Linked DNA regions of Homo sapiens: region 2 is linked to region 1. A link is a loop called in an ENCODE intact Hi-C map of the cell type or tissue named here. Cell type or tissue: ascending aorta. All regions are shown on one strand.

What was found. A loop is a pair of places that touch in the nucleus more often than their neighbours do. Peaks named below come from ENCODE experiments on the same cell type or tissue, not always from the same donor. Only the 100,000 strongest peaks of a DNase experiment are listed, where the experiment ranks them.
Region 2: a loop joins it to region 1, with 2.0 times the contacts of the local background. A loop is called at or near these places in 3 of 110 quality-filtered maps.

The regions. Positions count from the first base shown.
Region 1 is chr7:47,650,403-47,652,902 of GRCh38, reverse strand. No RefSeq gene overlaps it. Among named protein-coding and RNA genes, the nearest start is that of LINC02902, 3.6 kb to the left of the region's middle. In ascending aorta, no CTCF peak of the experiment used is centred here; a DNase peak (open chromatin) is centred at 1,372; H3K27ac peaks cover 1,546 bases.
Region 2 is chr7:47,452,893-47,455,392 of GRCh38, reverse strand. The region is part of intron 4 of TNS3 (tensin 3); the gene reads left to right. Among named protein-coding and RNA genes, the nearest start is that of SNORD151, 11 kb to the left of the region's middle. In ascending aorta, no CTCF peak of the experiment used is centred here; DNase peaks (open chromatin) are centred at 1,552 and 2,149; H3K4me3 peaks cover 1,042 bases; H3K27ac peaks cover 2,500 bases.

The DNA of each region.
Region 1 (2,500 bases):
TCCACCCCTCTTCTTCCCTCCACCCTTCTGAGTCTCCCTTCTGAGTCTTCATGGAACTGGTTCATTTTTGTGTGAAACTGTAAACACAAACCACTCCCAAGGACTTGGAATTTCCAGAGTGGCCCCCTTCTGCCTCTTAGGACTCAATTGCAAACCACATACAAGAAAAGGTGATCGTACTGTCTTATTTTAAGTCTCAATTTCATCATCTCCAAGCTTGGCAACAAAGCAAAGGACAAGAAAGAAAAGTATGAAGCTGTCTTTTTTAGAAAAAGAAAGAAGCATCAGGCCAGACAAGGTGGCTCACGCCTGTAATCCTAACACTTTGGAAGACCAAGCAGGCGAATCACTTGAGGTCAGGAGTTTGATCCCGGCCTGGCCAAAATGGTGAAACTCCGTCTATACTAAAAATGCAAAAATTAGACCAGGCGCTGTGGCTCACGCCTGTAATTCCAGATCGCACCACTGCACTCCAGCCTGGGCAACAGGGCGAGACTCCGTCTCAAAAAAAAAAAAAAAAATTAGAAACTTCAAAAGTACCCTTTGAAAAAAGTCTTGTTACCTCATTTTATTTATTATGTATGTATTTATTTATTTATTTTGAGATGGAGTCTCACTCTATCACCCAGGCCAGAGTGCAGTGGTATGATCTCGCCTCACTGCAACCACCATCTCCTGGGTTCAAGTGTTCTCCCTCCTCAGCCTTCCGGGTATCTGGGATTACAGAAGTGTACCAGCACGCCCAGCTAATTTTTGTATTTTTGTAGAAATGGGCTTTTGCCATGTTGGCCAGGCTAGTCTTGAACTCTTGACCTCGGGTGATCTGCCCACCTCGGCCTCCCAAAATGCTGGGGTTACAGGCATGAGCAACCATGCCCAGCCATTACCTCATTTTATAAATGAGAAAATTGAGCCTCAGGATTCTAAACGGCTTCCTCAAGGCCAGAAAAGTGAGTGACACTCCAGCATCAATCCCACGCTCAGCCTCAACCCTGTTGCTTCTCCCAAGCCTAAGTTTGCTCTCAAACTTTTTCCCTAGAGAATCTCTACTTACCAAGGCTCTGAGGATAGACCTGCGTACACAATTCAGATTTGTCCAACACATACATGAAATATTTTAGATGATTCATCGTTTATTTTACAAAATTCTTGTGAGTTGGGCATTTAGTCCATAATTCATGTGGGTTTATTTTGAGGTTTTGTGTTGAAATGATTAGATAACAACTGGAGTTCCCCTGAGAAAAGCTGCAAACATCTAGACATCACATCCTGGAGCCTGCTGTCCTTAGGGATATTTTAGCAGGGCTGGTAAGAATAGCAGAGGTGTCCTAAGGCCTCGTGTACCCATGGGTTCCAGTAAAATTGGCCAATGGGAGGAGGAGGGGCACCAAGGCTGCGTGATGTGTGGCCCAGCCCCTGGGAGCTGCAAGACACTGGATGAGTGGCTTTCTGAATCTCAGTTTCTGATCCTGTTAAAGAGGGCTAATTACCCTGCCCCTGCCCTGCTTGAGTTTATGAGAGGGTCCAAATGAGATTGATACATGTAAAACTGCCTCACAAAGATGGTAGAAACCTTTGATTTTGGCCCAGTAGGGTGAGAGGAGCCTCCCATTACTCAAGGCCAGTGACAGAGCCATCTGTCTTGCTGTGGAGCTGGCCATGGGCATTCCCACTGAGCCTCAAAATAGGGGCAACAGGCAAGAAGTGATGCTTCCAGGGTTGGCTCCAGGGCCTGGGCCACCCCTTGACACTGTTGCCCTTAATGAAGGTCTCTGCCCAGGAGCAGACAACAAACAGGGTGGGTGAAGGGGCAGCCTGAGATAATAAGCCCAGAGGGGCTGATCCTCGCTTCTAAGGAGCCCAGAGGGAGGAGGAAAGGTCCAGAGTACCCCGCACAGGAGGAATGCAGTGCCAATTAAGTGCCTGCTGCACACCATCCTCTTCCTAATTGACACAGCACTCCCAAGAAAAGCACCTTTCTCGTCTTTTAAAGTTGAGAATACAGAGATTCAGGGCTGCCATTACTTACCCAAGGGCACCAGCTGGCCAGTGGCCAATGTGGGTCTCAGCTCTGTGTACAGCTCGGCTTGGAAATGCATATTACCTCTTGGGAGAGCCGGTTTCTGGCTCAGGTGCCAGGATTCAAAAGGAGGAGATGTCCTCTCTGCTCCTCTGAGGCCTCCACCAACAGGAGGCTGAGGGGCTACCACCCCTCACACTAAGGCCCACTCCTCTGCAGAGTGAGATTGGCACTTGGAAGGTGAACCTGGTTCCCAACCACAATTCCGAGGTCACTCTAGGCTCAGAGGCGGCCCCCTTCTTCAAGGAGCAATGTGTAACTGGAGGCCTCTTGAGGCTAGGCCAATTTGGCAAAACCAGAGAGAGCCGACTCAACTGATCGGGTAGTTGCAGGTCTGAAGATTGCAGCTTGTGGGTGCTGCTCACAATGTTAGAAAACTGGTAACATGCAGTCACCTGGATGAAAAATGAGGGACTCTAG
Region 2 (2,500 bases), 200 kb after region 1:
CTCTTCATTCTAAAGCAAAAGCCCTGCTGTGCCCTTCTGGGTGTGGAGGCAGGTATGGTCCTGGTCTGAGTTGGGGTGATCCTCTCAGCATTCTCTGGGCAGCCCCTTTGCCCATCAGAGTTGGCCAGGCTGGGGTGGGTGAATTAGGCCCTTCCCTCAGCCTTGCAAACATTGAGCTATTGTATGGAACCAGCTGGCTGCAGGGCCAGAGACCTATCTCTGTGGCCCATGGTGGTCAGCATCTGTGGGTCTTGCCCCCGTCAGCACCCCCGACATCCCATGTGGACAGGACCAGGTATCTGTATGCTGGGGGTTTGGTGGGGCTGTCCTTGGGATGCCTGTGCTGTGCCCTGAGGGGCTGGTTTCCAGGCTCTCTGCAGGGGGATCTGTGTGAGTTTGGGTGGGACATCTAACAGGACAGAACGCAGCTCTGCAGGGCATACTCCAGAGTGGACTCAGCATACATAACCCCTCCCACCTGCTGCAGGGCACTTTCAGACTCCGGAGATGACTGACATTAACACGGGCTCATTAACAATGTTGTCACCTTCTAGAGAAGGCACTTCCCTCCCAGGCCGCCCTTGCTAACTTGCTCGCCTATGGATGGGAGCCCCCTGCCTGGCTCTGCCTGGCTGGCCGCTGCCTGCAGTTGAGGACACTCCCATTGGGGGTACTTTGAGAGAGCTGGCTCTCTAGGGCTCGGCCTGTTTTCTGTCACCATGAAGTAAGGAATAAACTGGCCTGTCCTCAGGGTGCCACACCCTGCCCAGCTGTTGCCCCCCCAGAGCAGCCCCTCCCCATGGCCTTTCCTCCATTGTAAAATGCGGGAGTTGGACTGGAAACAACACATGCAACCCTCCTCTCTCCCCCAGGGCTGATGATGAGTGCTGCTGGCTTGGGCTTGGTGCCTTGAGGCATCTTCTTAGTCCCCACAGAGATCCTGGGAGGCTGGTGGTGTTGTCAGCTAGTTTCACAGAGGTGGAAACCAATGCTCGGAGGAGTTAAAGTCCTGTTTAGTGTCTCCGGGTCTGATGACTGTGGCCAGTAAAGGGACAGGTGGTCCTATTTTGACCCCCTGCCGTCACTGCTGTGTCTGCCCCTGCCAAATGGTGGGCAGGTGGCAGGAAGCGCAGGCTGCCTTGTGGAGCTGAGCCTGGTCTGAGCAGTGCACCCCTGGCTAGTTATAAACTGGGGCCCCCTGTTTGTGTTCAGCCTGGAAGGAGACACCACGTGGTTTCCAGTGGAATGGGCGCCCCCAGAACACCCTGCCCACTGATAGGGTTATGCTGGGGGCCCAATGAGGCCCTCCCCACCTCCCCTCCCTTGGTCCACTTTTCTATGTGAAGAAATGTTTTCGTTATGAAATAAGTGATAAAAATAAAAGAATGTAAGTGCATGTAAGATGTTACAAAAAAGCACACACAAATCTCCCTGTCAGTTAAAGGGACGTGACTGACCATGTAGTCATGAGATCAGTGAGATCAGTTTAAACAGCTGCCTGGGTGAGTCTAACAGCTGAGGACACGATGTGGCCCGGGCTGGCCACCCTTCCTCTTAGCTCTGAGTGCTAAGTGAGGAAATAAACCCGCCTCGGGCAGGTCCGGGACTCTATGTCACCAAGATCTGCCGTGTATCCGGCCTCCATCTCCCGTTTTGTAACTCAGAACCGTCTGGTGCCTCATTCCCATAACTGAGGTTTCGCTGCATACCTTTCCTTCTCTCTGGCCTGGCCACTCTTGTCTTTAACCCTGTTTTTGTGCTTGTTTATTGGTTTGGTTTTTATTTTAAAAATTTTATTTAGTTATGTTGAATTCATTCGATGAGTCATCTCAAATTCTATTTGGAATGAAGTGGAGCAAAAATGAACTAAGGAAGGAAGTGGTAAAGGAGAGAATGGGGTTGGGGGAGAGGAAGGAAAGAGGGAGGGAGGAAGGCCAGTGGGCATCAGGCATCTGTTACCTGGGATACAGAGGTGAGTAACCTGCCCTCCCAGCAGCTCGAAGTAGGTTTTGTTTTTCCTGGGGGAACTTTTGAGAGGCGGTTCTCCCTAGTGGCTAGTCCCCAGGAAGGCACAGCCACTCAGCTTCCTGGTCAGAAGGCTCTCCCGGAGAGCGCTGTTCTTGTTCCTGTCCCTCAGGCCCTTGGCAGGCTGGCCCTCGGCAGGCTGGCCCTCAGCCCCGGGCGGACATTGTCCTGTGAGCTCCATGCCTGCGTGCTCACCGTGGGGCCGGGCACACCTGCCAGCTGCTCCTGGCTGTGGTTCTGGGGACTCCCACACTCACCAGGCTCTCCCACCTGGTGGGCTATTCCAGCTGCCTCCTTTATGCCCAGAGCTGCCGAGACATTAACACGAAGAGGGGTGTGCTTGACTAAAGCAGGGGAAGGAGCGAAACGTAGGAGGAGCTGTTTCTGGAAGGGAAAAGCAGCCCTGGCCGGTGGTCCCTGCCCAGGCCCAGCACAGTAAGTTCCCAACTCCCCACGTGCCGCCTCTCGGCTGGGC